Regions from separate parts of the Mus musculus genome. Here region 2 is linked to region 1. A link is a loop called in an ENCODE intact Hi-C map of the cell type or tissue named here. Cell type or tissue: left cerebral cortex. All regions are shown on one strand. Links, peaks and the distances in the headings refer to the core of each region. The heading gives the core; the rest is flanking DNA.

Region 1 (5,382 bases), core at 50-5,049:
GTTGTGTAGTTTTTGAGGCAGACCATGAACTTTTGATCCTTCTGCCTCCACCTCCCTGTAGTTGGGATTAATTGTGTACACAGCAGATCCACTTAAGATCCTTACCATTGCCGGGTGTAGTGGCGCACACCTTTTATCCCAGCACTCAGGAGGCAGAGGCAGGTGGATTTCTGAGTTCGAGGCCAGCCTGGTCTACAAAGTGAGTTCCAGGACAGCCAGGGCTATACAGAGAAACCCTCTCTCAAAAAACCAAAAAAAAAAAAATCCTTACTATTTTTCTAAATATGAATGAACAATTTCTCTTCTACTTTCTTCTCTTCCCCTTTCTTGTTATTGTGAGTTTTTTTGGTTTTTTAAGATTTATTTTATTTTGTGTTATGAGTGTTTGACTGCATGTGTATCTGTGTACCACATGCCTCCTGTGCCTGAGGAAGTGGTGAACATCTCTATGGGTACAGAGACTTGAACTACTAGTCCTTTGCAAGAACCACAGCAAGTGCTATTAACACTGAACCAATTCTGCACGTCCTTTTGTGTGTGTATATGGGGGTGGGGGAGACAGGGTTTCGTTGTGGTAGCCTTGGCTATCCTAGAACCAGCTCTGTAGTCCAGGCTGGCCTTGAACTCCCAGAGATCCACCACCACCTCCTGCCCGGTTCTGTGTTTTAAAGACAATCTGACTATATAGCTAAGACTAGCTTCATATTCCCCATGTAGACCAGGTTGGCCTTGAACTTTGATCTTCCTGCCTTCATTTCTAAAGCACTACAATTACTGGTGTGACAGTTTACAGGCCTTTGACTTTTCTTCAGGGTAGGTACATTTGTTTGTTTATCTGGTTACTGTGTGTTTTCTGTTTTCTCTCTGATAAAACTACATAATTACTTTGGAGTAAAGTGTTCTGTTTAGTTTCTTCTCATCATCATTTTGTCCTTGTTCGTAATTACTAGTTGGGTTGTTTTGGTTTGGGTTTTTCTGTTTTGTGGGTTTTGCTTGTTTGTTTTGTTTTGTTTTTGAGACAGGGCTTCTTTCTGTAGCCCTGACTTTCCTAACTCGTGCATCTTGCTTTGTACACCAGGCTGGCCTCAGACTCAGATCTGCCTGTCACTGCCTCTTTTTAGTACTGGGATTCAAGGTGTGCACTATCACACCGAGCAATAACATGCAGTTGTATAGTAGCATTTTTCTTAGTATCTAGTATATAATTAAGATATGAAAGCATAATTAGTGCAGTTATCAAACTCCTGCTGGCCTCTTTCCTAGGGGAGTGCCCACCATCATCCCTAGCTTTCTCTTATGTGTGGTCCCGGGCTATGTGTCTTTGACATCCCGTAGGCCCTTCTCTCCAAATGGGCAATAGTTATTTTGATTTTAATTGATTTTTTTAATGATCTATGTACTTCATTATAATTCTCTTGGATTCAGATTTCTGGAAGTTATTCTGGTTCTGTACTTTGTTATTGCTGTTAGAAATCATCTGTGCAGAATTAGAGAGGAGGGACTCCTGACATTTCTGAGGTTGCTCTGTAGTTACATATTGCCTTAGGGCCTTTTAGGCCAGACTTCCTTCAGTGTGAGTATTTTATAATATTCTAAAATATTCCTTTTAATTTTAGATTTTCTGCCGAGGTACCGAGAGGAACTTGGATCTTTCATGGAATGAACTAAAAAAGGAAATTACTTTAGCTGTTGAAAATGAGGTGAGATGTGGGAGAGAGTGGGAATGATAATGTTGTCTGTCTAGTTGAACTGTCAGACTTGATCATTTTTATCATGGTAGTAGAAAGTAGAAATGCTTAAGCCTTTTCATCAGGGAGTTTGATAGGTATTTACATATCCCATAGGATTTCATGCATAAGGAATATTTTGTAGAGAAAAAACCCCAAAAAGTTTCACTTTTCTCTGTTTGTCAGCTCCAAGGAAGTGTGACGGAGTATGAATTCTCCCAGGATGAATTCCGCACTTTACAACAGGAATTCTGGTGCAAGTTCTATGCCTGCGTTCTCCAGTATCAGGAAGCCCTCTCCCACCCTCTTGCTCTACATTTGAATCCTGTCACAAACATGGTGTGCCTTCTCAAGAAGGTAAGGGAACTGGAGCATTCAGAGCTCCTCTGCAAAGTTCAATGAGACTATATTGATGCACTTTGAAATTACAAAAACAGCACGATGGCTCAGGCCTGTATATCCTAATATTTAAGAGACTACATGGGAATGCCCTTAGGATCCCAGGTCAGCCTCTGCTTCAACAAACAAAAACAACAATGGTGATAACACAAGAATTTCAGTATTTCCTTCACCCATACTCATTGTTGGCTTCAATTTTGGTGAGAGGGTTGGTTGGTAGCTGGGTAGATCTTAGTGCCAGGGATTGAATCTGAGCCTATTCATGCTAATAAGCACACATAATGCGCTGAACTGTATCTCCAACCCCAGTTTGCTTTTCTGCATTGTTTTTGTTTTCTTCCTCTTTTTCCTCCTCCTCTTGTTCTTTTTCTTCATTTTTTTATCCTGAGTCACTGATGCCTTGATATCGGTAAATATTTCAGCACACATTAACACAGATACTGGAACTGGAGACATGGCTTAATGATTAATAGTGCTCGCTACTTCTACAGAGTAACCTGATTCAATTTCTAGCATTCATGGCAAGTGGTGATTACTTGTAACTCTAGCTATAGGGGGTGAAGCACCCTCTTCTGGCCATTTCCTTGCTACCTTAAGACTACATCTTTTTTTTTTTTTTTTTTTTAAGATTTATTTATTTATTTTATGTATGTGAGTACATTGTTGCTGTCTTTGGACACACTAGAAGAGGGCATCGGATCTCATTACAGTTGGTCGTGAGCCACCATGTGGTTGCCGGGAAGTGAACTCAGGACCTTTGGAAGATCAGCCAGTGTTCTTAACCACTGAGCCATCGCTCCAACCCCCATCTTTTTTATATTGTCTTTTGATTTAAATTTGTTGTTTCCTCACCATTCAGTGTCTAAGTACATTCTGTAGATTTTAAGTTCAGTCTGTAAAGTCTTTGCCGTACAAGCAGAAAGACCCTAGCACCCATGAGGAAATGCCAGCTATAGTTGTGCATGCTGTGGTCGCAGTGATGAGGAGACAGAGACGGCTTGCTAGTCAGCCTACCCTAATTCGTGGTTTCCAGGCCAGTGAGAAACACTGCATTCCTGAGAATGACAAGCAAGATTATCCTGTAGGCATACACACATACACATCACCACTCAGATGAACACAGACACGGGTAAAAAATGGAAGGCTTAGCTCACAATATTGTTCTTTCTTTCTGTGTCTCTGCTGAGAGTCAAACCTAAGGCCTGCATGTATTAGGTAAGCCCTTTACCACTGAACTACATCCCCTAACCCCTTTCAAGTGTTAAAAATGACATGGAAAATTATGTGTACATATTCTACATAGCACAATTTGTTGTGATACATTATGGATTATGAGTTTCTTTTTGAATTATTTAAAAGAAAATAACTGAAAGGTTTGTACTTGCAGGGGTATCTGTCTTTCCTGGTGCCATCTTCCTTAGTAGATCATTTATATCTCCTGCCCGATGAGCACCTTTTGACAGAGGATGAGACGACCATATCAGATGGTAATAATTTTTCTATCTAATTGACCCCCTTCCTATATGAACCTTATATTTTATTTCAGTTGATTGATAAAATTACCACTGTGACCTGTCTTGATGAGTTTACCTTAGTCACTGAAGTTTTTTTTTTTTTTTTTTTAAGCTGGAAAGTCTTAAGTACATATGCTATAGAAAAGGGATCCTTTCTATCTAATTACAGATGCTTCTTTTAATGTATTAATCAATAGACTTTCACGGTTTCAGCCATCGATGTTAACATTCTCTCTCATAGATGCAGATGTGGCACGGGACGTCTTATGTCTTATAAAATGCCTCCGGATGATTGGAGAGTCTGTTACCATGGACATGGCAGTTTTGATGGAAACCAGTTGTTACAACTTGCAATCTCCAGAGAAGGCTGCGGAACACATTTTGGAAGATTTGATCACTATTGATGTGTAAGGAGAATTTAGGGTAAAGTACATTTCCTACTGGAATTTGGCAGTGTTGTTATCACAGATTTTAATATATGGTCAAGTATATAAAAAGTCATGGTTTAATGTTAAAGTAATTTTCCTTGATTCTAAATAGGGTTGGGTGTGTGTGTGTGTGTGTGTGTGTGTGTGTATGCTCAGTCCTGTGGAAGAGTCTGACCTTGTACATTCTAGGCAAGTGTTCTACTCTGAAGCCCCTGTTTCAGATGTTACAGAGGGCAAATAAAAACAAATTCATTAAGTATAATACTTCTGTAATCCCTTAAATAAGCATTATGTTTAAAAAAAAAAAAAACACAAGTATTTTCCTAGAATTCATTTTGTGGGTCATTCCTAAAAAGTTGAGAGTGATTTAATGTGGACTCTGAGTGTCTTGTGCCAGAATGATTATCTCCACTACTTTACTGTGAGCAGCACACATAGAGCCTGTCTTAAATGTTGTCAGTAGTAACAGGAATTTTCTAATTGTCATGTAGAGAAAATGTGATGGAAGACATTTGTAGTAAACTGCAAGAGATCAGAAACCCCGTCCATGCCATTGGACTTCTTATACGGGAAATGGATTATGAAACAGAAGTGGAAATGGAAAAGGGGTTCGATCCAGGTAACCAAGGAAACAACAAGTGTGCTTACAGAACTCAGTGATGTGGGCTCGGAGGCTAAGAGGATGGACTGTTCTTCCAGAGGGGCTGAGTCCACTTCCCAACACCCACATCAGGTGACGCACAGCCAGCCCCAGAGGAGTCTGACATCCCTGGTCTGTGCCACCTGCACTCATGTGCACATACCCACATACAGACACACACACATATAGTTAGAACTAACAAAGCCAGGCATAGTGGCCACGCCTTTAATCCCAGCACTCAGACAGAGGGGGGCAGATCTCTGAGTTCCAGACCAGCCTGGTCTGCAGCATAAATTCCAGGCCAGCCAGGACTACACCTAGAAGATCCCTGTCTTTAAAAAAAAAAAAAAAAAAAACAGAATTAAATGATACATTTAATTCCAGTTTTCCTTCTAAATTTATTACATTTATTTATTTTATTTTATGTACATATATGCACACATGCTATGGTACATAGACAAAGCTCAGAGGACAACATGTAGGGGTCAGCTTTTCCCTACCACATGGGTCCTGCGTTAATTCAGTTTATCAGGGTTGGCGGCAGGTTCCTTTACCCACTGAGCCATCTTGCCAGCATTTAACTCCATTTTTTCTTATTAACAGCTCAGCCTTTGAACGTTCGAATGAATCTTTCCCAGCTCTATGGTAGTAGCACAGCAGGATATATTGTGTGT
Region 2 (5,382 bases), core at 118-5,117, 450 kb after region 1:
CCACCGTGCCCGGCTATTTTAATTTTTAAGAACTTATTTTATATATATATACACACACACACACATATATACACACACACACACATATATATATATATATATATATACATATGTATATATATACACACACATATATATGTATGTATAATATTTATATGTATGTGTGTATTTATGTACACTGTGTGCATGTCTGGTGCTCTCAAAGGTCAGAAGAGGGAATTGGATCCCCTAGATACAGATAGTTGTGAACCACCATATGGGTGCTGAGACAAGTGCTCTTAACCACTGACCCAACTCTTTAGTCCTTAAATTATATTTTATTTACTTATTAATTCATTTATTCATTGTGTGAGTGTGGGTGGGTGGGTAGTGTGTCTGTGTGTGGGCAGGCATGTGCTATGAAGCTCATGTGCAGGTAGAGGACAGCTTGCAGGAATCAGTTTTCTATTTCTACCACGTGGGTTCCAAGGATCAAACTTAGGTTGTCAGGTTTGGCAACAGTACCTTTACCTACTGAGCTATCTTACCAAACACTGTCTTTTTTTCTCTCTGCAGGCCTGGAGCCCTGGCTGTCTTGGAACTCTCTCTGTAGACCAGGCTTGACACCATGACAGCTTACAAAACTGTCTCTTTTACAGAACAGGATGCATGGAGGTGAGGGTGGGGCTACATAGTTCAGTGTCAGGATAGCAATGTGCCACAGTCTATTCAAGACTGCTTTTGAGTTTTGGTACAAATATTAAAAAGTAATAGAAGGCATCTTAGCTGGACTTTGGTGACTCACACCTTTAATCCCAGCACTCAGAAAGCAGAGGCAGATAGATCTCTGTGAGTCTGAGGTCAGCCTGGTCTATAGAGTGAATTCCAAGACAGCTAGGGCTACACAGAGAAACCCTGTTTCAAAAGAAAAAAAGAAAAAGGAAAAGGAAAAAGAAAAAGAAAAAGGAGGCATTTAAGTGTTGTGATGAGAACAGATTTCATCTCAGATCCGCAGAGGTGTGCAGACCTCACATGGAAACTGCTGTACTCTAACAGCTGGAGGACTGAGAGTCCCCACACTGAACAGAAGGACCAACACCTCACCTGGACTACTGCCCCATTCTCTAAGCTACTAACTATAACTACCCACCTCTAAACTACTAACTCTAACTACCCATTCTCTAAACTACTAACTCTAACTGCCCATTCTCTAAACTACTAACTACCCATTCTCTAAACTACTAACTCTAACTACCCATTCTCCAAACTACTAACTATAGCTACCCATCTCTAAACTACTAACTGTAACTACCGATTCTCCTCTAAACTAGGCATTAACTGGGCTGCATAGCAGCATGGCAGACGTGTTTAGTGTGAAAGCGCTGTATAGGCAGGGGGACACGCAGGATAAAAGGGACGGTCCGATGTGCTCACCAGGCTGTTCAGCTGATCGAGCACCTCATTGACTTGCTGGCTGTACACCAGCCCAATGTGGGACTTTCCCATTAGGCGCCGTACTTTCTTCCTGATGTCATTCTTGTTCACCTGTAAAGCCAAGACAGGAGTCTTAATAAAGGCTCTGCTCCCTTCCCAAGTGAGGCAGAGACAAGAAAATAATCAGTTTCCACTTACCTGAGAGAAATGGAATTCTGAAAGACTATGTTACTGACTATGGCAGAACACTTTCAACTGTGTGTTCTGTCCATATGCTGGGGATTGCCTCTGCCTCTAGCTAGCTTCTACAGGAAAGTGGCTCTTAGAGAGTTGGACATCAAGGAGACACCTCCTCCCATCCTTTACCAACACCACCATAACATCCTCCCCAAAAGGACTTCTTAGAGTATGATTTAGAAACAGTAACACAGGTACAGTAAAGTGGGACGCTAGTACCTGAGACACCTTGCAGGTAAGCACCACCATCCACCCCTGACCACAGGGAAATGGAATTCAAGCATAAAGAAAAGCTTACAATATAGGAATGCTGACTTGTCAACTTGACACAAGGTAGAGTTATCTGGGAAGGACTCTCGATTGGGAAAATCCCTTTGTAAGACTGGCCTGCAGCTGCAGATAAGCCTCTGAGTTGTTTTTTGATTAATGATTGATGTGAGAGCCCAGCTGCTCACTGGGCAGTGCCCTCCCTGGGCAGGTTGGTGTAGAGGTCTATTGAGAAAGCAGCCTGAGCAAGCCAATACGCAGCACTCCTCCATGGTGTCTGCATCTGTTCCTGCTCCCAGGTCCCTGGCTTGGCTTCCCCTGATGATAGACTATCACCAGTTAGCCAATATGCCCTTCTGTTCTCATGTTGTTTTTGGCCATAATGCTTATAACAGCAACAGAAACCTAACTAAGACACAAAATCAACCAAAGCAAAAGGCTCACAGAGTCTGTCTCTGTGTTTGGGAACTGCTCCCTTCACATTTAAAAGCTAGGGAGAGGCTGGAGAGATGGCTCAGCGGTTAAGACTGCTCTTCCCGAGGTCCTGAGTTCAAATCCCAGCAACCACATGGTGGCTCACAACCATCCGTAATGAGATCTGATGCCCTCTTCTGGTGCATCTGAAGACAGCTACAGTGTACTTACATAAACTAGATAAATAAATCTTTGGGCTGGAGTGAGCAAGGCCAGAGCAAGAAGGGAAAAATAAATAAATAAATAAATAAATAAATAAATAAAAGCTAAGGAGAGCTCAGGGAGGCTCATTCTCACAATAATTCTCTGCCACCACCAATCCAAATCCACATTTCTCTTTCAGAGAAGAACTTCTCTTGATAATTTGCAATACACTTCTCCACAATTATAAATATGAAGCCCAAACAACTCACACTAGAGTTACCACTCCTTTGTTAATAAGCAGATACTTTTTGGACAAGATTTTATATAGTTTTACTTGGTCTTGAACTTATAGCCAAGCTTGGCCTTGAATCCCTGATCCTCCTGCCTCTACCTCTCAAGTGCCTTATTTGCTGGCATGAACCATCATGCCAGTAGACAGCTTTTACTAGCTACAGAAAATTCTACATGACAAAGGGCTGGTGCTCAAAAATAAATTCTGAGCCCCTGAAGGTTTTAGAATATACTACTGAAAAAAAAAAAAAAAGAGTATTAAATCAGTTGTAATTTGAGAGCTCTGTTGTAGCCTAAAACAGCTCAGCAAAGGGAATACATCAAATTCAAAGTAAACCAGTAACAGGTAATAATCAATGACTTTCATAACATTCAGTAACAAAACAGCCTGGCAGCTTCAGTTAACGCAACAGTGGGCAAGCTGCCACAGGGGCCTTGAACTTTTCAGTCAGATACTTTGGCAGCTTCCAAACCAGTCCAAAATGTAGGCACTAGACCTAGTCTTGCCCTTCTAGCACCAGTAACAGCTGGACATAAGCAATACGATCAATCAGTACATAAGCAATACCTTCATCAGCAGCATATAGGATATGAGGTTGTGTAAAAGTGTGGCCAGCAAGCGGTCTTCATCATCCTCCAGGCGCTTCCGGTCGTGTTCCCCTAGGGAGAGGTACCTAAGCAGAAACCCAGGCACAAGTTAGTTCTCAGGCAGGAGAGCCCAGGACTACGAGGAAGGAACTGAAGAGGCACAGTGCCAGGTCTTTGTCAAGTCTCATACCTGTCGATCATTTCCTGAGGACCCTGGTCCATACCCATTCCTTCTCTTTCCAACATTACAGCATCTAAGAATGCATCTTCCCAGAACTGCATTTGGTCCCATAAGGTAGAACGTTCTTTGCCTGTGTAGAATAAGGTTATTTCTCGGGTGGGGAGCATGGCTTATTTAACATTTAAGGAATGTAGCTGCTAAATAAAAAGATAGTAAGCCCCAGATAAAACAAGGTCATTCCAAATTTCAGAGCAATGGAAACCAAACCTTTCTCCCAGATCTAATACATTTTGCCTCCGACCCCAGAGACCTCCACGTGAGGCCTTGCCCCTCCCCAGGAGGAGGGATGAGCACATCACACAAAGAAAGGCAGTTACTCAGAGAAAAGGTCTCCATAGCGGCATCCTCTAGCTGGTCCCACATGGATCCTTTGTCCCTTCCTGCCAATTTGTGAGCAGGGAGGAACATGGTAGCAAGAGGAAAGAAAGGAGACAGAAAGAGACAGCCTGGTGAGTCACGCCCAAGCCCAGCTTCATCTAGATCTAGCCCCTGCTTATCCCACAGGTTCCCGGGGTTCAGCTTTTAAGATGCTATCTGGACCACTGAGAGGCCTCAGTGGGTGAAGATGCGTGCTGTCAAGTCTGATGATCCGAGTTCCCTCCTGGAGCCCGCATGGTGGAGGGAGGAAGGAGAGAACCAACTTCTAAAAATCCCATGATCTCCATGTGTGTACGTAGCATGCACCCCTGTCCCCATTAAATAAATGAATATTAAAAAGAAGTTTAAGATGCCATCTGATATCAAAATTGAAATTAATAAAAAGCCAAGCAGCAGCTGTTGGTGCCACCCTCTCCCATGGCTGAGCCCAGCTTTCTTCCAATGCAAGGGGCCTTGCCAGTCTATTTCTTACCTAGCAGTCCCTCATAGAGATAGACTCGCTGGCTTACGTCTTCGGAAGAGCGAATCGGACTACCAGCCGGCTTCTCCTTTGGCTTCAAGCTATGGGCTTTACCCTAGAAAGACAAGATGGTAGGTCAGATGCCAGAGTCACCAACCAAGAGAGACAAAGTGAACCAGGCACCACAGGGAAAGGCTCATGCACATCCATTACAATGGGCATCATCCATTACAACACAGCTTCCCTGCTTATGCGTCGATGCTTGGCCAAAAGTCAACCTAATAACCCTATTTTCTATTACTGCTTCCTAAAGCAAGAAATGAAGTCTTTGTTCTCATTTACCTTTATTCTTTAGTCTCTGTAGTGCTTTCTCTTAAAGCTGGGCACGCCTCTAGTCCCAGTGTGTGGAAGGTTGAGAAAGGAGATCAGTAGTTCAAGGCTAGCCTCAGCTTTATAACAAGTTTGAGGCCAGCCTGGGCCACAAGATCCTGTCTCACACCCTTACCCCACAAAACAAGGTAAAGCTTTTGCAGTAGCATGGCACAATAGAAGGAGCACAGAGTCTGAAGTCAGACTGGCCATGGGTCAAATCCCTACTTTTTATTAATGTTGTAGTGGCTGAGGGTCATTTTCCTTGTCTATAAGAGGAACATTATAATATCTACCCCACAGGACTGGAGAAATGATTAATTGCATTGTTTTTTATTGAATGTGTGTGTGTGTGTGCATGATCACATGTGTGTGCAAGTGTCTGTACGTGCGAGGGCCCAACAGGATACCTTACATTATCTTCTACATCACACACACACAGTTCTCACCTCCACTGTTCCCTAGCACAGGACAGTTAGGGCTGTGTGGTGAGGAGAGCCAGGGAAGGTAACACACGGTC

Evidence for each region. Hi-C counts contacts between places; a loop is a spot of excess contacts. Peaks named below come from ENCODE experiments on the same cell type or tissue, not always from the same donor. Only the 100,000 strongest peaks of a DNase experiment are listed, where the experiment ranks them.
Region 2: it touches region 1 in a loop (5-fold over the local background); 3 of 42 quality-filtered maps call a loop at or near these places.

Annotation. Positions count from the first base shown.
Region 1 is chr2:90,698,500-90,703,881 of GRCm38, forward strand. It overlaps Nup160 (nucleoporin 160), which reads left to right. Exons shown (of 37, transcript NM_021512.2): 13 at 1,617-1,700; 14 at 1,914-2,084; 15 at 3,514-3,613; 16 at 3,882-4,047; 17 at 4,560-4,687; 18 at 5,312-5,382. Among named protein-coding and RNA genes, the nearest start is that of Nup160, 24 kb to the left of the region's middle. In left cerebral cortex, for the core only: a CTCF peak has its summit at 2,698 (motif pointing left); no DNase peak of the experiment used is centred there.
Region 2 is chr2:91,151,041-91,156,422 of GRCm38, forward strand. Madd (MAP-kinase activating death domain) reads right to left here. Exons shown (of 35, transcript NM_001177720.1): 23 at 4,506-4,608; 24 at 3,973-4,035; 25 at 3,605-3,725; 26 at 3,395-3,500; 27 at 1,414-1,524. Among named protein-coding and RNA genes, the nearest start is that of Madd, 26 kb to the right of the region's middle. In left cerebral cortex, for the core only: a CTCF peak has its summit at 2,484 (motif pointing left); no DNase peak of the experiment used is centred there.